Linked DNA regions of Homo sapiens: region 2 is linked to region 1. Evidence: read pairs that join two places in POLR2A ChIA-PET (ENCODE). Cell type or tissue: Caco-2. All regions are shown on one strand. Links, peaks and the distances in the headings refer to the core of each region. The heading gives the core; the rest is flanking DNA.

Region 1 (10,700 bases), core at 4,185-6,684:
AGAGGCTCTTTGGGAGAGTTTACTTTCAAAACAGTGTCCCTGCAAGTCCCAAGTGACAAGTTCCCCTTTCCTGGTCTGAAGCATTCTGAGGAGAGGCAAAGAGGTTAAGGCTTAGCTGCAGGAACACGCTGTCCCCACGACAACCCCTTCTCAGCCTCGGAACTGCTGTTATCAGAGTTGTGTTGTCTCTTGAAGGTCCGGACAAAGGGTGAAGCCAGGACTCCTGAGTCTAAAGGGCAGGTCGGGGCCTGGGAGAGAAGGGGAAGCTGGCCTGGGGCAGAGATATGTTTTCCATTTCCCCTGGGGTCCCGCGCAGGACAGCTGCTGTCCATAGCCAGTTCAGCCAACCGTGGGAGGAATCACATTCACTCGACAGGCAGGCAGTGGCGGCACTGGGATTTGAACATGGGGCTGATGGGCTCCAGGCGTGGCACCTGTGCCACTACAGTGCGGGGAAGCTCTGACTGCTGCAGCCTCCGTTGTCGCCACATCTGCCCTCGAATTTCCCTTCCAGCTGGTTCTGCAATCAGCAGCCCCTCCAGACATCCCTGGGAGGCTCCAAGGAGCTGACTCCTGATGAGGAAAAGGATCAGCCGCAGACTCACTCCTCCTCCAGCCACTTCCAGACCCACGGGAGGCGTGGGTGTGACCCAGACTACCTGGGAGCATCTGCTTTTGTCTTTATCCAGGGCAGGACCCTCTGAAGGAGGAGCCCTCAGAGAAGAAGGGAAAAGCCAAAAGGAATTAAAAGCCAATTTCCAAATGGAAATAAATAAGCAGTCATAATTGGCCACATTGGTGAAATTGGGCACTAAGGGCCAGGCAATGGGCTGTGGGATAATGTCACTTGAGGCTTACGGCCACGCTCAGAGGAAGGTGCTGAGGTCCAGGGAGGTTCAGGCAGGTGACATGACTCACCCAGAGCCACTGGCTGGAGAGTGGCAGGGCTAGCTTGGAGCCCAGGTGGTGGACTTCATAGGTGCAGCCGTGACTGCTGTCATCCCTCCCATGGGGAGTTGTTGCAGAGAGTGAGACACAGCGCCCTAAGCTATTTCTCCATCTGGTGTGCCTGGATGCCTCTGCCCACCCAGGACCCTCCTCTCGGGTGGCCCACCACTGCCCTTCCATCACAGTTCATACCTTCTCTCGTGGACCCACAGGGGTGTCCACTGGACCAGGACCCCAGGGAGGATCCCAGTCCTGGCCCCACCACTCTCTGGCTGGTGACACGGGGGAAGTCAATTCTTTCCAAGCCTCAGCTTTCTCACCTGTACAATGGGAGTTTGTGCTAGACAAGAAGTTTTCAGGACGGACACAGTGGCTCACGCCTGTAATCCCAACACTTGGGGAGGCCGAGGCGGGTGGGTCACTTGAGGTCAGGAGTTCGAGACCAGCCTGGCCAACATGGTGAAACCTCATCTCTACTAAAAATATAAAAATTAGCCAGATTGTCATAGCGCATGCCTGTAGTCCCAGTTACTCGGGAGACTGAAGCCAGGAGAATCACTTGAACCGGGGAGGTGGAGGTTGCAGTGGGCCAAGATCTCACCACTGTACTCCAGCCCGGGTGACAGAGAGAGACTGTCTCAAAAAAAAAAAAAAAAAAAAAAGTTTTCAAACTGCTGACTGCACCTGTTTGTAGGCCCTGAGCTCAACTGAGTGAGTCACACAGGTATTCACTGACGTGATTCTGCCTCCAAGGCCACATTTTCTCCAGTGCACCTCTGTCCTTCAGCAAGTGACCTGAGGCTGGGACTGCCACATGCTGCCTCCCATCAGCACCTTACCCAGACCTACTGCTGGCTACAACGTGCTTAATGATTGTCAGGTGGCTCACATACCCTGTTCTGTTCGGCTTCACAGTGTCTGCCAGCCCGTGGAGTATGGCACAGTGGCTACTAGCCAGGGTCAGGCAGTGCGACTCCACCTCTCCAAGCGCCCCAGTGCAGCGTCTGATCATAGGGAATAACTCTACCTGCTTCACAGGACTATTCTGTGAATACTAATTAGGATAACATATGTGAAGGTCTTGGCGTTGTGAGCACATGAGCCCAAGGTCAGCTCCCTAAAATGATGAAGTTCATATCACAAGAGGCCCCTAGAGGTCAGGACAGCCTTTCGGTACCTTTCTATGGCAAACAAGCGGCTGGTTCTCTGCCACCTATTTTCTCCCCTTCATTGGGCAAGACTGAGCTGGCAGAATAATGGCCACATCAGTATTTACTCTCTACTTTCTGGCTTCCCTAGATTGGTGCCAGCCATTTGTCCCCCCATCCAAGACAACCCTGATCCCCATCCCCAGAAGGAAAACACCTCACCTCTCTCACAATTTGAGAATGGCTGTCAACTCGAGCACATTATTAGATTTAATTGTATCTAATACTTGAATACCTAATATATTACTTTCTCTCTCTCTCTCTTTTTTTTTTTTTTTTTTGAGATGGAGTTTCATTCTTATTCCCCAGGCTGGAGTGCAATGGCGTGGTCTCGGCTCACTGCAAACTCCGCCTCCCGGCTTCAAGCGATTCTCCTGCCTCAGCCTCCCGACTTGCTGGGATTACAGGCTCTCGCCACTACACCTGGCTAATTTCTGTATTTTTAGTAGAGACGGGGTTTCACCATGTTGGTCAGGCTGGTCTCGAACTCCTGGCTTCAGGTGATCCACCTGCCTCGACCTCCCAAAGTGCTGGCACTATAGGCGTGAGCCACCGCACCTGGCCCCAATATATTACTTTCAAGGACAAAAACTGCAATTACTTTTGCACCAACCTAATATTTAAGGTAGGACACCGTGAAGCCCAGTGAGATCTCTGTGGTGGACAAACAGCGTGGCTGCTAGGCTGTGAGCCCTCCCGCCTGTCTGCTCTCCATGCTGTGCGCCACTCCTGAGAGCTGGGTCAGCAGTCGCACTGTTGGCTTTGCTCTGACCTCGAGTCTATTTCTTTTCCATGTGTGTGTGCAGCCGCTGCCTGGAGTGGAAATCTCCACTGAGGGACAGACCTTCTTTCAAGGCTCACATCAGGCAGGATCCCACGGGAAAGGGGGCTGGCTGAGTCAGGAGGGTTCTCTGCCTGAGTTCCCGTGTGACATTGGGCAAATCACTCAACGCTCAGAGCTGCGCATTTTTATCTCCATCTGCTTGGAGCAGGAATTGCAAAGAGTTTCAGCTCAGGTTCCAACGCCAAGGTGGGAGATATTGGTTGCTTTGGGTATAGTGTTGAGATAGATTCTGAGGCTGTGTATGGGCTCACTAGGAAAGGGTGCTGTGTCTGCCATGAAGTGGGAAATCGGTGGGGGAAGAAAAAAGAAACCCGGCTGGGCACGGTGGCTCACACCTGTAATCCCAACACTTTGGGAGGCCGGGGCAGGAGGATCACCTGAGGTTAGGAGTTTGAGACCAGCCTGGCCAACATGGCAAAAACTTGTCTCTACTAAAAATACAAAAATTAGCCAGGCATGGTGGCGCATGCCTGTAATCCCAGCTACCTGGGAGGCTGAAACAGGAGAATCACTTGAACCCAGGAGGCAGAGATTGCAGTGAGCCAAGATCATGCCACTGCATTCCAGCCTGGGTGACAGAGCGAGACCCTGTCTCAAAAATAAAACCCAAAAAACAAAACAAAACAAACAAAAAAACCCCATGGTGCTGGCCGGGTGCGGTGGCTCACGCCTGTAATCCCAGCCTTTTGGGAGGCTGAGGCAGGAGGATCACTTGAGCCCTAGAGTTCAAGACCAGCTTGAGCAACATGGCAAAACCCTGACTCTACTAAAAATACCAAAAAAAAAAAAAAAATGCTGGACGTGGTGATGTGTGACTGTGGTCCCAGCTACTCAGGAGGCTGAGGCAAGAAGATTGCTGGAGCCTAGGCCTGTCTGGCTAACTTGGCTCTACCTTGGCTCAGAGCCCCCTCTTCCTTTTTTTTTTTTTTTTTGAGATGGAGTCTCGCCCTGTCGCCCAGGCTGGAGGGCAGTGGTGTGATCTCGGCTCTCCGCAACCTCCGCCTCCCGGGTTCAAGCAATTCTCCTGCCTCAGCCTCCTGAGTAGCTGGGATTACAGGCACGCACCACGACACTGGGCTAATTTTTTGTATCTTTAGTAGAGATGGGGTTTCCTCATGTTGGCCAGGCTGGTCTCGAACTCCTGACCTTGTGATCCACCCGCCTTGGCCTCCCAAAGTGCTGGGACTACAGGCATGAGCCACTGTGCCTGCCGGGTGGGTTTCTTATGGCGAATGATCCCACACCACTTTTCAGTGCACGTAGTTACATGGAGTAGAACACAGACAGTCACACCTCCACGTTCTTTTGGCCACCATGACTGGTTCAACCAAGGAATCTGCTCCAAGCTAGGTGAAGGAAAATCAGCCCTAAGGCCCCCCGTCGCCACGCACCTCACTGTATCCAGCTATACCTAAAGCCAAACCGAATCCCAGACATCTAAATTTTATGAGCCAGTAAATTCCCTTCTTTGCTTAAGCCAGTATAAATCAGGGTCCCATCCCTTGTAATGCTGAGTCCCAAGGCCCAGACTCTGGGCCTTTCGTTTTTCCATTCAGGCCCCAGAATGAAGACCAAGGAAGGGTTTATTAACATGACAGTGAACATCTAGGGCCTTATATACATTTTTCTTCAATTCAGCCAAGACAAGAGGCCTAGAATACAGAGAAAGGACACCCATTTCTTTTCTTTTCTTTTCTTTTCTTTTCTTTTCTTTTCTTTTTTGAGACGGAGTCACGCTCTGTTGCCCAGAGTCACGCTCTGTTGCTGGAGTGCAGTGGCGCAATCTCGGCTCACCGCAATCTCCGTCTCCCGGGTTCAAGCAATTCTCCTGCTTCAGCCTCCCAAGTAGCTGGGACTACAGGTGCCTGCCACTACACCCAGCTAAATTTTGTATTTTTAGTAGAGATGGGGTTTCGCCTGTTGCTCAGGCTGGTCTCGAATTCCTGACCTCAGGTGATCCACCTGCCCCGACCTCTGAAAGTGCTGGGATTACAGGCGTGAGTCACCACGCCCAGCCTAGGACACCCATTTCTTTGTTTGTTTTGTTTGTTTTTTGTTGTTGTTTGTTGTTTTTTTGAGACGGCGTCTCACTCTGTTGCCTAGGCTGGAGTGCGGTGGTGCCATCTCAGCTCACTGCAACCTCTGCTGGGTTCAAGCGATTCTCCCTCCTCAGCCTCCCAAGTAGCTGGGACTACAGGCGTGTGCCACCATGCCCAGCTAATTTTTGTATTTTTTGTAGCAATGGGGTTTCACCATGTTGGCCAGGCTGGTCTCTAACTCCTGGCCTCAAGTGATCCACTGCCTTAGTCTCCCAAAGTGCTGGGATTACAGGCGTGAGTCACCGCGACCAGCCTAGGACACCTATTTCTTCAAACATAGGAAGAAACATCTTATCTGCATGATCCCTCCTGGGGAGCTATCTTACGGTCTTATGTGATAAGGTGACCTCTCCTTTGGGTGAGTGGAGTAAAAAAGCGGGCGAGGTATCTGGAATATGCTTCTATCCCTCCTAACCTCCCCTACAAACAAAGCTTTCCTGAATGCCTTGTCCTTAGCTTCCTGGACTCTGAACCTAGCTTGGCTAAATTTTCTTTTTAAAGCATCAGCATAAATCATGAATACCTTGGGAAGGGAACATTAACCATCAGCCGGCAAAGTTAAAATTCCCCTCCAGCCCACTTAAATGGACTGAAACCTCCACCCCATCCCCAAACGAGCCTCCCTGGCCTTGTCCTTGAACATTTCAAAATCGGGTTTCTGCTTTAAGTTCTTTAAACTACTTTTTTTTTTTTTTTTTTTTTTTTTGAGAGGGAGTCTCGCTCTGTTACCCAGGCTGGAGTGCAATGGCACGATCTTGGCTCACTGCAACCTCCACCTCCTGGGTTCAAGTGATTCTCCTGCCTCAACCTCCCAAGTAGCTGTGATTACAGGCACCCGCCACAACGCCCAGCTAATTTTTGTATTTTCAGTAGAGACGGGGTTTCACCATGTTGGTCAGGCTGGTCTCAAATTCCTGACCTCGTGATCCGCCTGCCTCGGCCTCCCAAAGTGCTGGGATTACAGGCGTGAGCCACCGCGCCCGGCCGCTGCTTTAAGTTCTTAACACGTCCTCACCGCGGCTCAGCTCACTGTACGGCCCCTGCATAGAGAGGGGAGGGCAGGGGCCATGATACTGAACTCACAGCTCTGGGCATTTCTGAAGTCTGGCCCTTGAAGCTTTTCCTAGAGCAAATTGTTTTCTTCTCCCCTTCAGGAAACTGAAAATTCACACAGCAGCCGTGGGAGTCAGAGTAGCAAAGGCTTTGAGATCACATAGACCTGGGACACGTGCTTGCTTTGTGATTACGGGTAAGTTCCGTAGCCTCTCTGAGCTTCCATTTCTCTTTCTGTGGAAAGGGGATACTAATACTGCCCACTGTGAGGGCTGTTTCTGAGATTCCATGCTGCTGTGACTAGCATCTGCCTGACTAGCAGAGGATAGTTACAGTGTCAGCGTCCATGGCCCTCTCATGAGACTGGGGCAGGGGGTGGGAAGGGTGTTTGGGACACCCTGGGAACCTTAGCATCATTCTGCCATGGGAGTATGACCTGCTGTTCCCTGGCTGCCCTCAGTCTGAGGCTTGCTCTGCCAGTCCCGGGAGAACTGTCCACTCATCATCCCGGCAGAGACAGATCTCTTTTTCGCTGTGCACAGGTGGGGAAACTGACTCTGCCCAGTCACCTGAGTCTGTTGACAGAGGCACCTGGCCATCTGTATCCTGGTCCTCAGCTCTGAGACCAGCAGGAAAGAGAGGAGGACATTCCTAATGGGGGACACAGTGACCTTCCTCCTCCTGCCCCTGATGCTCCCACCACTGTGGTCCCCTGGTGGTGCCAACCACTCAGACTCCAGAAGCTGAGTCCCCTCTCAGTCCCATGAACAGGCAAAGCTGCTTCCTGCAGAGGCCCCAACCTTTGCGCCTCCTCCTCAGAGAATCTGATTCTCCCTCCTCAGTGCGGTTCCTTTCCCACACACACCCACACAACAATCCAGACTCAGAGAATGGAGTGCCTCAAATTAGGGGAAATGGCCGGGCACAGTGGCTCACACCTGTAATCCCAGCACTTTGGGAGGTCAAGGCGGGCGGATCACTTGAGGTCAGGAGTTCAAGGCCAGACTGGCCAACATGGCAAAACTCCATCTCCCCTAAAAATACAAAAATTAGCTGGGCGTGGTGGCGGGTGCCTGTAATCCCAGCTACTTGGGAGGCTGAGGCGCGAGAATCACTTGAACCTGGATGGCAGAGGTTGCAGTGAGCCAAGATCAAGCCACTGCCCTCCAGCCTGGGCAACAGAGCGAGACTCCATCTCAAAAAAAAAAAAAAATTCAGGAAATGATGAGGCTGCACACACACATGCACACACCACACATGGCTCATGCATGCACATGACATGCATTCACATGCACACATGCCCATGCATGTATGTGTTCACATATGCACACACAGCACCTGCTCACATGCACACACAGGACAGTCACACACATGCACACACACGCATGCACATGCACACTCACATATACATTATACACATATGTACACATGGCGCGCACACACCCATACATGCATGCTCACACATGTGCACACATGGTGCACACTCACACACCCACACATGCATGCTCACACATGCACATACACACTCCCCTCTTCACCCAGCCACCCCGCTATTCATTCTGGATCCCCTTACCCAACCCTGGTTCAGGACCACCTCTCCTGACCCCTAGGCTAGGTCAGGCCACTCTCCTGACACCCTCATTACTCATAGGCTTTCTCTTCAGCACTTTTACCACGATTGTGACTAATTACATGTGTGATCATTTTGGTACCAGGTAATATTAATAGCTCGAAAAATATTACTGGGCTTTCCTCTTTGGCCTTTCTGGGTAAGTAGCCCTTCCCCTCTCAGGCCTGAGGCACCTGGCTACCTGGAAAATATTTGAATTTGTACAGAAGGAATAAAGAGGACCATGGCAGATCTAGTTCCTGATCATCAACACAGACTTTGCTATGAGACAGTAGGTTTAGAAGTCACCGCTGCGCACTGACCCTCTGGGGGCTTGGGAGGAAAGTGCTCTGAGACCACCCTCCAGCAGCTTAGGGGTGGGGCCCCTGGAGGTGCAGCAAGTTGAGAGGAAGGAAGCCCTGGTGTTTCGCTTTCCTTGGCCACACTGGTCCCCTCCGGGCCAGGATGGGCTCAATGTGTTCTTGCTCAGGTAGGTGACACCTCATTAAGACAAGGGGCAGAGGGACCTGCAGAAGGGTCTGGGAGTAGATGGCTCAGGTAGGGGTCAGATGCAGTAGAGAAGAGGGGGCTCTGAAAAAAAAAAAAAGGCTGGGCGCAGTGGCTCATGCCTGTAATCCCAGTACTTTGGGAGGCCAAGGCGGGTGGATCACCTGAGGTCAGGAGTTCAAGACCAGCCTGGCCAACCTGGCGAAACCCCATCTCTACTAAAAATACAAAAATTAGCCGGGCGTGGTGGCAGGCGCCTGTAATCCCAGCTACTCAGGAGGCCGAAGCAAGAGAATCACTTGAACCCGGGAGGCGGAGGTTGCAGTGAGCTGAGATCGCACCATTGCACTCCAGCCTGGGCAACAAGAGCAGAAACTCCATCTCAAAAAAAAAAAAAAAAAAAAAAGAAGAGGGCGCTCTGAGCCAAGGTAGAGCCAAGTCAACCAGGCAGGCGGAGGCCCAGAGCATGAGTTTTACCTACTGCCGGTTTCGGCCAAAATGCCAGAAAGCCAAGCAGCAATCTTGGGCATCGGACTTGGCTAGAAATCCCTCTCCTCCTGGGAAGTCTCGTCATCAACACCCAGACACCCCCACCCCCACCCACCCACCCAGTGCCAGCTTAGAGAAAAGCTGGGAGGAGCAGAAGGAAATTTGAGACCAAGCATTACCTAAAGGCCTAAAGTACTGGATCAGATTAAATTAAATCTAGTTCTTTTTCCTTGTTGCCCTATGAGTAGGCTTTGTGAGAAATATCAGATCCATTGCAGGAAATAAAGAAAAGACATGTTCTCTGCAGACCCACATGGCAGGTGAGTAAATGTACAGCATGGATATCCGTCACCAGCGGTGCATTCCCCTAGGCAGGCACCACACCGTCCTGTGGAGCATTGTGTTAGTAGGCGCTCAGTAAACACCCATGAAGTGAGTCAATGTATGATTAAATTCCAACCCTGCGTGGCAGCAGACAGGTGGCTGGTCTCTGGGACTGGGGAAGAACAAGGCTCTGTATGTAGTTGGCTTCCTCTGGAAGGACAGGTTTTAAGTCAGATCCGACTGGGTTCAAACCTTGGCTTGGCCAAGGCAGCTTCTAGCATGGCCTCCAGTGATCCCACCTCCTGGCCTGAGTGTGGGTGGACACTTCTGCTATTTATTTATTTATTTGATTTATTTTGAGACAGAGTCTTGCCCTGACACCCAGGCTGGAGTGCAGTGGTGTGATCTCCGCTCACTGCAACCTCCACCTCCCGGCTTCAAGTGATTCTCCTGCCTCAGCCTCCCAAGTAGCTGGAACCAAAGGCATGCACCACCATGCCTGGCTAATTTTTGTATTTTTAGTTGTTTAGGATTTGTTTTAGTTGTATTTTAGTTGTTTAGGGTTATTTTTAGTTGTATTTTAGTTGTTTAGGGTTTCACCATGTTGGCCAGGCTGATCTCAAACTCCTGACCTCAAGTGATCCACCCACCTCAGCCTCCCACAGTTCTGGGATTACAGGCATGAGCCACCATGCCCAGCCATGGGTAGGCACTTCTAATGAGCAGAATATGGCAAAAGGGACAGGATGTCACCTCCAAGATTACGTTATAAAAGACAGTGACTTCCACCTTTCTCTCTCCCTCTCTCTCACATGAGCACGCGCGCGTGCACGCGCGCGCGCACACACACACACACACACACACACACACACATAACTTCTTGGCTTTCTTGCTTTGACACAGCAAGCTGCCATGCTGGAGATACCCACATAGAAAAGAATTGAAATCAGCCTCCAGCCACTAATAGATAGATAACTAATAGCAATAGATAACTAATACAGCCACTCATTAGCTCTGCCCTCAGACCAGTTCTTAACCTGTATGTGTGTACCCTCATCTGAAAATGGGCATAATAGCACATCCCCACCATACAGGCTAATTGTGAGGACCACGAAAATGAATGGATGGGTGGATGGGTAGATGGGTAGATGGATGGAAGGATGGTTGGGTGGGTGAATAGATGAATGGGTGGGCGAAGGGATGGATGGATGGATGGATGGATAGATGGATGGATGGATGGATGAGTGGGTAGATGGGTGGATGAGTGAGTGGGTGGGGATGGGTAAATTGGTGGATGGATAGATGGATGGGTGGAAGGAAGAAAAGATGGATGGATGGATGGATGGATGGATAGGTGGATGAGTAGATGGTTAGGTGGATAGGTGGATGGGTGCGTGGATGGATGGATGGATGGATGGATGGATGGATGGATGGGTAGGTGGGTGGGTGGGTGATTGGATGGATGGAAGGATGGATGGGTGGATAGATGGAACCACTGGCTGGAGCCGTGTGAATATCACAGAATCAGGAAGTGAAGCCCAATCAGTAAGTCCCGATGGGGCTGTGAATAACCCTCACTGAGCAGCTGTCACAAGGCTAAGCACCTGGCTGTCCCCCTA
Region 2 (10,700 bases), core at 5,552-8,051, 250 kb after region 1:
AACCTATATATTGTTCATCTGTTAGACAATCATTTTCAGAGCACTTGCACTTAGCCACTCAACTGTGCTAGGAATAGAGAGATGAGTAAGACATGGTTCTTCTTCCCCTTCAACAGTCCATTTCTTCCAGCTTAGAATACACATAGCCAGCCCTCAATCAGTAGGGTTTAGACACCTGTTTTTGCCTGCCCAGCCTCCTCTTGGAAACGCCTCTGCCACGATTGATGGAAGACAGAAAGTCACTTTTCCAGCAGAGCAGAGTACACATGACTCAGTTTGACTAGTTAAGAATATTTCATCTATGTAAGATAATGACCAGTAGAGTTGGACATGTCCCCCGAACAGGGATGACGTGACGCTGAAAAGGAGAGTTGAGACCTGCCATCACATGAAGGAAGCAAAGGGAACAATTCCTATTGATATTGTTTAAGGTCCTCAATCCAGCTGTGCCCGAAGAACAGCACTTCCCTATGCCAGCCTTTTCCAATATATAAACACACACATTATCGTTTCTGCCTAAGCTAAGTTCTTGTCACCCACAACCAAAAGTCTTGACAGACCCACTGGGCAGGCGGACACAGAAGAGAAAGTGAATAAATAAGAGGGAAGATAGGGTATTTATGCAAAATAATTACACTTGTGAACTGAGTCTAGTAGAAAGAACAGGAGTTTGAAAGATGAAAGTTACTCTAAAAAATGCTTTGACTCTGATTTCATGAAGTAAAAAAACAAAAAACACTATATGAGAAGAGTTAAACACCCTAAATTCTAGAATTCAGAGAAAGCTCAATGACCTATTAATAACAGAATTAACATTTGCAAGTATTTTATTTACGACTGAAAGTAACTAGGTGTGGGTGCAATGTCTCACACCCATAATCCCAGCATGTTAGAGGGCCGAGTTCAAGACCAGACTGAGCAACACAGCAAGACCTATGTTTCTATAAGAAAGCATGGGTGTGGACCTGTGGTCCTAGATATACAGGCGGCTGAGGTGGGAGGATCACTTGAGCCCAGGAGTTCAAGACTGCAGTGGGCAATGATCGTGCCACTGCACTCCAGCCTGGGTGACAGAGTAAGGCCCTGCCTCTAAATAAATAGAGAGTAACTAGCTTTTTGGTAAGCACATGCCATCTGATGAACTACATGTAAACATTCAATTATTATTATTTTTGAGAAAGGGTCTCACTCTGTGTTACCCAGGCTGGAGTGCAGTGGTATGATCACAGCTCACTGCAGCCTCAATTCTCCAGGCTCAAGCAATCCTTCTGCCTCAGCCTCGCAAGTAGATGAGACTAGAGGTATGCGCCACCACATTCAGCTAATTTTTTAAAAAAATTTAATAGGGGTCCTCCCTATGCTGCCCAGGCTGGTCTCCAACTCTTGAGCTCAAGTGATCTTCCCACCTCGGCCCCGCAAAGTGTTGGGATTACAGGTATGGGCCACCGTGCCCAGCCAACGTTCAATTCTGGAGACTAACACTGTTGAGTGAACTAGCCATACTCATTCCTATTAGTCTTTGCAAATTATACCCACATCTACTGATTAGGGCCCAAACATTAACGTTTTACTAATCCAGGCCCATATCCTATTCATGTGCTTTCTTACAAAGCAAGAGTCAGACAGCTGGAATGAAAATCTAAGATTCATCTAGGCCCTAGGCTACAGATAAATTAAAACCATATGCATGATATTTGTATCTGTGCAGAAACTTTTTCAGTTTAAGTCCCATCTATTTTTGGTTTTGTTGCTTGTGCTTTTGAGGTCTTAGTCATGAATTCTTTGCCTAGACCAATGTCCATGAGAGTTTCCCCCAGGTTTCCCTAGTTTCAGGTCTCACTTTGAGTCTTTTTTCTATCTTGAGTTGATTTCCGCATACGGTGAGAGATAGGGGTCTAGTTTCATTCTTCTGCACTATGGCAATCCAATTTTCCTACCAACACTAACTGAAAAAGATGTCCTTGTACATTATTTGGGTGATGGATACACTAAAACCCAGATTTCTTTTCTTTTCTTTTTTTTTTTTTTGAGACAGTTTCACTCTTGTTGCCCAGGCTGGAGTGCAATGGCATCACCCAACAGATGACAGTCCCAGTTTAGCAGGCTCAAGGTAAAGTCTGCAGGATCTGGCACACCAAGAATTAGTGGAGCTTGTCTATGGTAGTTCTGCAGAGCTACCACATCAAGGATGGCACCATATAGTCTGTATTTTTACGGGCAGAAAAAAAGCAGAAAAGCATTTACTAGTATCATCTGAAAGAAAGACAAAACAAACAAAAAGATAAGCCTGTTTTAGATAAGCAAAAGACAACCCAGCTACCTCTGAACAGGCACAGATAAGCCAGAAGAAAAAGCTAGCCTCTAAGTCCAACTTGTCCAGATTACATTTTAAACTACTCCAAGTGAGGATCTAGTGTGTCATAGTGTGTCCTACTTTCCTTCAACTGCAGGTGTAAACTTTGCTACTTTATAATGTTCGGGAACCAAAACCTGAACATAACCCAAAGTGATGACTAATGTATCAGTTACACTAGTGAATGCAAAACTTTCATTTCCACTAAGAAAAGCATATCTAATATTGCACTGAGAGCTACACAAGGATCCTTACTTCTTCCTGGTTAACACCTAAACATAAGCTGCACTTAGCCTAAACTAGTGATTTTCAAACCTTATTTTTTTTGAGACGGAGTCTCCCTCTGTTACCCAGTGGCATAATCTCAGCTCACTGCAACCTCTGCCTCCCAGGTTCCAGCGATTCTCCCACCTCAGCCTCTCGAGTAGCTGGGATTACAGGCACGCGCCACCAGGCTGGGCTAATTTTTTTTATATTTTTAGCAGAGATGGGGTTTCAGCATGTTGGCCAGGCTGGTCTCGAACTCCTGACCTCAAGTGATCTGCCTGTCTTGGCCTCCCAAAGTGCTGGGATTACAGGTGTGAGCCACTGCGCCTAGCTTCAAACTTTTTATTTTTTAAAAGCTGTGAAACCCGTTTCCAAAGGAATCTTAGGTGAAATATAAAAAAGATAAAAACTAGAGGTGCTCAGGTTGAAAGAAAAAAAGGTTCCCTGCCCCCAAGTACCTCCACGAAATAGTTACTCATCTAAACTAAGCCCATGACGCAAATTTATGCAAAAGTGGCAGGTTACTGAAATGTAGAATCTGGGCCTAGTGGGCAATCAAACCAAAGCATGAAGTTTGATGGCTATAGCAGAATTCTGATAGTTTACTGAAAATCTTCACCAATTATTATTAGTCTGATCAAAGTATGAAGTGATAGGGAATCCACAGTAAACCTAAAGGATCAGAAAATAAAGTTCACACTGTGATTTTTAAAAAAACATTTCTACCCTAAAGTTGTAAAGAAAAACACAGTCTCTCTGGGATTATCTTTTACCTGGGGTTGGGAGAAGAGAAGAGTGTGGAATCAAGGGCTAGGAATGACGCTATTACTAGTGAAGAAAACGGCAGCTGTCAGGATGGGCGCCATGGCTCATGTCTGTAATCCCAGCAGTTTGGGAGGCCAAGGAGGGTGATCACTTGAGGCCAGGAATTCACGACCAGCCTGGCCAACATGGCGAAACCCCATCTCTACTAAAAATACAATAAAATTAGCTGGGCATGGTGGCACATACCTGTAATCCCAGCTATTTGGGAGGCTGAGGCCTGAGAATCGTTTGAACCTAGGAGGTGGGGATTGCAGTGAGCAGAGATCACGCCACTGCACTCCAACCTGGGCAAGAGTGAGACTCTGTCTCAAAAAAAAAAAAAAAAAAAAAAAAAAAAAAAAAAAAAAGGTATCTGTATTTTCTAAGTTAATAAAAATTAGGAAGACAATCAGGCTACTACAATATAAACAATTTCATTTTTTGATAACATCAACCCAAGTTACTATGTAAGAATTTCAGATCCTTGATATTTAAATTATTCCAATTGATGCTGATGCAAGAATTTTTATATATCTCTTATAACCCCCACTGGGGTTTAAGAGTAAGATTTTTGAAGTTTCCTTAAACCAATGATCTAACTAAAAAATGTTAAGTTATGCTGGCAATTTTCTAAGAGGGACAAGCATTTGACTCTCATGAACAGAATCAAAGCATCAGTTAACTGCTACCTGTGACGATAATTTTATTTATTTAAAGAACAGATTTTGTTATGTCTCTGTGGAAACATTTAGTACCTGTTAAGATAAAAACTAATCAGAAAGAAAACATCAATCCTGGGAAAGCAAAACAGACGGGTGTGTGTCTAAACTTATGGTCTGCAACTTGGCCTACAGAGGGAAGCTGGAGGAGGTGAAGGAGAGGATTCTGGCCAATAAACCCCTGGCTATGAGAACTGACCAGGACAGAAGTGCATTGCATTGGGCATGCTCAGCCATACATACATAAATTATTGAATTTTTGTTTCAACTTGGAGTGCCAGTGAATGATAAAGACTATGCGAGATTGGTCTCCTCTTCAGACTGCTGTTTGTGCTGGCCAGAATGAGACTGTAAAAGCCCTTCTGGGAAAAGGTGCTCAAGTGAATGCTGTCAATCAAAATGGCTCTACTCCCCTACATCATGCAGCTTCCAAAAACAGGCATGAGATTGCTCTCATGTTACTAGAAGGTGGGGCTAATCCAGATGGTAAGGATCATTATGAGGCTACAGCAAAGCACCAGGCCACAGCCAAGGGTAACTTCAAGATGATTCATATCCTTCTGTACTACAAAGCATCCACAATCATCCAAGACACTGAGGGTAACACTCCTCCACACTTAGTCTGTGATAAGAGTGGAAGAAGCAAAACTGCTGGTGTCCCAAGGAGCAATATTTACATAGAGAATAAAGAAGAAAAGAAACCCCACAAGTGGCCAAAGGTGCCCTGGGTTTAGTACTCAAGAGAATGGTAGAAGGTTAAACAGCTTGGATTTCTTCTTACTTTCTATGTTGTGATGCTGTCCCCAGTGTCCTGGAAACTAACATACTTGGGCACAGGACATCATCTACAAATGTTTTCTCACCTTCAAAGTCTTATAAACATGTTGACTATTGTTCCTGCTGAGGTTCTTATTCTAAACTTACGGCTTGCTTTCTGGGCACTGAGTAACTGCTGACTGTTCTACTGTTGTCACATATTCTTGTATACTGAATTTCGGCTAATTCTGAGTAAGTGATTCCGTGGCTGTTGTTAATCTTCAGCAACCTCCGAGCATGCACCTTGTATCAGTCTCTGAAATAGAATAGCTCCAATAGCAACAGGCTAGTCGTTCTGCTAGATGGTTCTAGGTGGACTCCGTGATGTTCCTCCATACAGTTAAACATCCTAACTTGTTTCTCAAGCTCACTCAGGCCTATGCCAGACAGTTGTTTTTTTCCCCAACCATGAGATTTTATTTTTGTGATAGGAGGAATATTTACGTATTTCAGTGGACCAAATTTTAAGTTGGGGGTTGTGCTAGAAAATAATGAAAAACAACTTCCCATGTACACGTGTATTTTTTTTTTGATGAGCTATTTGCCAAGATAAAACGTATGGTTTTTTAAAAAGGAAGTTTTAAAGTACCTATATCGAGTCAGCTTACATTGAAAAAATGTCAAGCTTGTTAAAATGATTATGTAACAAAATGTATTCTGATTTGTATTTCAGAAACTAAAAAATAAAATGTTGAAAGAAAAAAACATCATTCTTGTATTTGTGCATTTTCTTTCCTTCCTGCCTTTACCTCAGCAACATATTTAATACCTGTCTATATCACTCATTGAGTCAAAAACTGTGGTCACGGTAAAACCCTATTTCTTCTTATAGCCAATAAGCCCTTATTCTTCCTATTTTAGGATTTGCATCTGAAGTAGTGAACATACTTTATTTGCTTTACATGTGCCATTAAGCCCTACATTTAAATCAAACCAGTTGCAAAAAGGTTTATATATTTGCATTTTAAAAAATTAATCTTACACAGCTTTAAGATTGAGAGCCTACAGCCAGACTGGAAACAATCACCCCACTCAATCTTTTTCTAAAATACACCGCCCTGAACAGAGGTAGCTGATTTCCATTCTCCTATAAGCTTGGGCAAAAGAGCTTCCAGATGCCGGAAACTCTTCATAGAAAGGCAGCTCTGATGCCTCCTCCTTTTCCTCCCCTCCCTCCCCAATCCACAAAACACGTAATTCTGACTATCCAGGGGCAGAATGTTCTTCTGGATTAGCAGATAAAACTGTGCAGCAAGACAGAGGTAAGAAAATAAAGTTTAGTATCCTCTTTCCTTAAGTTTACTAGAAAATGTACAGTAGTACTGAGGCTAAAAAGGGGGGTGAGGGAATTAGAGAACCAGGAAGATAAGAAAGAAAACTACTTTGCAAATGATGACACACGTATGTACTGAAAGCTAAATCTGAATAATGAACATCAATTATATTGCCTAGGATAATCATATTATAACACTCTTAATAAAGATAAGCAGGCAGGAAATGTAACCAGTTTCTGTATTCTTCTATTCTTACTAACTTCATTGGACTTTTACTATTCTCCCAGTTTGATAATAAAAGATAACCAAATACAAAACTGCCTCCAAAAATAAACACTGATTTTCTTCAAGTTTTTAACTGTTATCAATTATTTATATTTTTTATAACTATTTCTTTAGTTAGGAGTGTAAATTTATGCAAGGCGAAAGATGGTATTTATCTAAATATAGCATTCTTTACAAAAACGTTTAGTCAAAGTAATATTTTTTGTCACCTTCCATCAACATGTGTGAATCCTTTCTACAAAAAAAAAGATGCTCTGAAAGATTGTTGCCTGATCACCTCAAGTAAGAGGGCGCACAAAATCCCATCAGGCAGCTCATTCCACACTGGACAGCTTCTGTTCACAAGTTTATGCTTTACAACGCTGTGTAACCTGCCCATAGCTCTCAGGCTATAAATTCCCTAGTCACATGACAGCCTTTCAAAACTTTAAGACACGCCCCTCTTCTCCCAGTTAACCAGGATCAGTTCTTCTCACCATTCCTTCCATGATCTCATAGGCCACTCTCCAAAGGATAAGCTCCAGCTTGTCAGTCTCCCTAGTTCCCTGGATAAACTGTTATTCGGATGTGACATATTCAGGAGATGGTCGAGTGAGACAACAATACTCTAATTCTGGACATTATTTTTCAATTAATGCTCCTGAAAAATACATTTGTGTCAGTGGCATCCACTTCATACATATGACATAAAAAATATTTTTAAAAATATGCAGTGCCTTTTCAGAATTAGCTTGTTCAGCTGATGAGGAAAAAGATAGTTTGGATGGAATCTAAGTAACAATCACCAGTCTTCAGGGTCTCCTCAACTGCAGGAACACAAGCATTCTGTTTCTGAAATGAGGGGGAAAAACAAAACAAAACCAAAAACTAAAAAACAAGTGTCCAGTGCAGGCCTTAGGAAAGTCAAAAGATTGAGATTCATCTTCCAAATCACACCATCAACAGAAATCTGTTATGAAAAAGCAGCACTCTCAATCACTGAAAGAACCTAGGAGCTGCCTAATCTAAACTCTTCTCATCCTACAAATTAGCAGCTGAGGTGAAGCAACTGCTTGCCCATGAGCGAGCTGGGTCTTGAAGCCACCCTCCAGACCTGAGATGCAGCACTCCTGTCACTACCCATGCAGACCAAACTCTATCTTTGGCATTCACTAAAAACAAACAGCAGCATGTTCCCTACGTACATCTGAAAGTGCCAGAACTTCAATACCCAAGGTTGAAATGGTCTTCAAAAATTAAAAGGCTCAGCCAAACCAGCTGAAGCAGCAACACAGAAATTAAGAATCTGTACGTATCTCAAGTCAGTCAGATGATTCCATCACATCCAGAGAAGAATTCAGCTCTAAGGACACTTGTCTTAAATCACTCTTACCATCACCATGGAGGCCAAGAGTCACTAGATAGTCACATTTGAAGAATCTCTTTCTATGCAAATCATAATGGTAATATCTTGTAAAATGAAAACCACAACCTTGGTATTCTTAAATAACAGGCCAGCTTTTCAAAAAACAGATGTATCCTATGTCTCCCCTTTATTATCTTCCCATTGTGAATACTCTAAGCATGTTCTTCTGAAAGTCCCTTGGGAAACTAGACGCTTCCTTTTTTTCAAAGGAGGGAGTTGGTAGGAGCCTGGTCTGTTCTCAACTACCTCCAGGCTCCAGTCAAACTGGGAGAACAGTAAAAGTCCAAAAAGTTACATAAGCAATTGGGAAGCGGGAACACAGGACCACACATAAACTCGTGTATCAATATTCTCAGCAGTATTATTCATAATACCCCCAAAATAGGAACAACTGAAATCAACTGATGATAAATGAAATGTGGTCATATCCACATAATGGGATATGATTGAACCATGAAAAAGAATAAAGTACCGACACATGTTCCAACATGAACCTTGAAAACATTATACTAAATGAATAAAATCAATCACAAAAGGCCAAATATTGTATGATTCCACTCATGAGGTACTTAGAATAAACAAATTCATAGCAACAGAAAAGTAAAATGGTGGTTGCCAGGGGCTGGGTAAAGGAAGAAAAGAGGAGTTATTGTTTAACAGGTATAGAGTTTCAGTTCTGCAAGATTAAAAAAGGCTAAAATGGTAAAGTTTATGTATACTTTACAACAATTAAAAATAAACACATTCTTTTTTTTTAAAGTGGCTACTGGGAAATTTAAGGCAGCAGTATTGATTAGGGAAGGAGACAAAGTCTGCTTATAATTTCAACAGCAGGGTGGTCTGGGTTCAAAATCAGGGGCATTTATCACTGATGGATCTCTTTACCAAAATGTGAATCTTAAGCATTTGTTAATATTACCCAGAAAAGGAGAGAACCTCTAGAACAAACCGTGGATGTAACACAGCATTTTGAAGGTCTATACAAATTTCCAGACCATTTTTGACACTATAATCATTTAATATGAGTGGTAATACATTAATGGAACCTAGGTGGCCCCAAAACCTTTAAGTACTTAAAGAAAAAAAAATGGTAGAGTGTTCACGTTATTGGCAAATCTGCTCCACTCCAAGAGGCCAGGAACAGGATATTATATTACTTTTGGCAATGAAGGCCCTGATTCACTCTGCCTTAACTAATAGATTTAGTACAGCTGGGTTACTTCAGTGAGACGTTCAACTACCTTGTTTTGCAAACTTGAGCATGTGGCAGTAGAGAAAAGATCTTCAGAGAATTCCCATGTGTTAAAATTTCAAATTACCTTCAGTTTCCGCTACAAAAGTAGAAGAACAAGAGGAGAGGTCCTGGGAAAAATGAAATGGAAAGCTTTTGAAAGGTAACAGAATGATGAAAAATTTAATTTTAGCACTTTAAGGAAGTTTTGTTTTCTCTCATGCTGGTGTAGTTCATTTATAGCAAACCAACAATCTAATGGTAAATAAACAGCCTGGTTCATCACATTACCTACCAATTATACAAAAATTATAATCACACTGTGACTTAAAAGTTTTATTTATTTTAAAAGTTCATCACAGGTGATTTCAGAGATTTAGTACAATATCACCTGAAATAGTTAACAGACACGGCTGGCATTTATGTCTACAAATTATTATCATTACATATTATCTTTCAGCACGTTCATTTTCCTGACCTCAATTGATGGACTAAACAGAACTCTTAAAATATGCAGCAGGACAAGGGTGCCATCTCACAGGTGTAGCTCACAGCTCCCAGCACTTTGGAAGGCTGAGGTGGGAGGATTGCTTGAGCCCAAGAGTTCAAGACCAGCCTGAAAAAATACATATATTTAAGTGTATATATATATATATATATATATATGTAAAAAGCCAGGTGTGATGGTGCATGCCTATAGTCCCAGCTACTTGGGAGGCTGAGGTGGGAGAATGGCTTGAGTTGCAGTGAGCTATGATGGTGCCACTATACTCCAGCCTGCGTTACAAAGGGAGACCCTGGAACTTTGGTTTTTTTCCCTGCTGTATCTCTATCATCTATGTCAATGACTAGAACAAAGCAGGCACTCAATAAATTCAGACAGAATGAATGAATCTCTGCCTAGAAAAGGCTTACAGATATGACATCCAATAAATATTTGCAGTAAAAGAGGCGATGTATCAGATGTGTCACAAACTAAATCCTAGGAGGCTTCATGTTTAGTTCATTCTCAGCAGGGAGGGTGGCAACAGCTGCTGAGTTGGGGCCATTAACTTAGGTGAAGAATCTGCATTTACTGCAAAAGACTTCTGGCGCAGTTCCAGAGGCCGGAAAGCAAGGTGTTCTAGGAACTTCTTGCTCAACTCCACTGAGTCAGAATGGTTGCTATGTCAAGCTTCTGAGTAACAAGGAACGACATGATTGGAAAGGCAGGGTGAGGATAGGATGGGGATCTTGAATGTGAAGCTGGAGTCTGCTGCCATGTCTGGTAGGCACCGAGGAGATGCTGCAGGTAACGAAGTACAGAAGGGACATGATTCTAATGGCACTTTAAGAGGATTAATCCAGGCCGGGTGTGGTGGCTCATGCCTGAAATCCCAGCACTTTGGGAGGCCAAGATGGGCAGATCACGAAGTCAGGAGCTCGAGACCAGCCTGGCGAATATGGTGAAACCCCATCTCTACTAAAAATACAAAAATTAGCCGGGCGTGGTGGTGTGCGCCTGTAATCCCAGCTACTCAGGACGCTGAGGCAGAAAAATTGCTTG

Evidence for each region. ChIA-PET counts read pairs that join two places held together with the same protein. Peaks named below come from ENCODE experiments on the same cell type or tissue, not always from the same donor. Only the 100,000 strongest peaks of a DNase experiment are listed, where the experiment ranks them.
Region 2: POLR2A ChIA-PET joins it to region 1 with 11 read pairs; 3 of 35 experiments call an interaction of 5 or more read pairs at or near these places.

The regions. Positions count from the first base shown.
Region 1 is chr20:50,661,507-50,672,206 of GRCh38, forward strand. The region is part of intron 1 of RIPOR3 (RIPOR family member 3); the gene reads right to left. It overlaps LOC105372659 (a long non-coding RNA gene), which reads left to right and starts at 5,707. Exons shown (of 5, transcript XR_007067644.1): 1 at 5,707-5,753; 2 at 6,254-6,348; 3 at 9,006-9,077. RefSeq lists enhancers at 4,387-4,887, 4,888-5,388. In Caco-2, for the core only: no CTCF peak of the experiment used is centred there; a DNase peak (open chromatin) is centred at 5,415.
Region 2 is chr20:50,909,497-50,920,196 of GRCh38, forward strand. The region is part of intron 2 of ADNP (activity dependent neuroprotector homeobox); the gene reads right to left. It also overlaps the pseudogene PSMD10P1. Among named protein-coding and RNA genes, the nearest start is that of ADNP-AS1, 16 kb to the right of the region's middle. RefSeq lists a silencer at 2,482-2,641. In Caco-2, for the core only: no CTCF peak of the experiment used is centred there; a DNase peak (open chromatin) is centred at 6,905.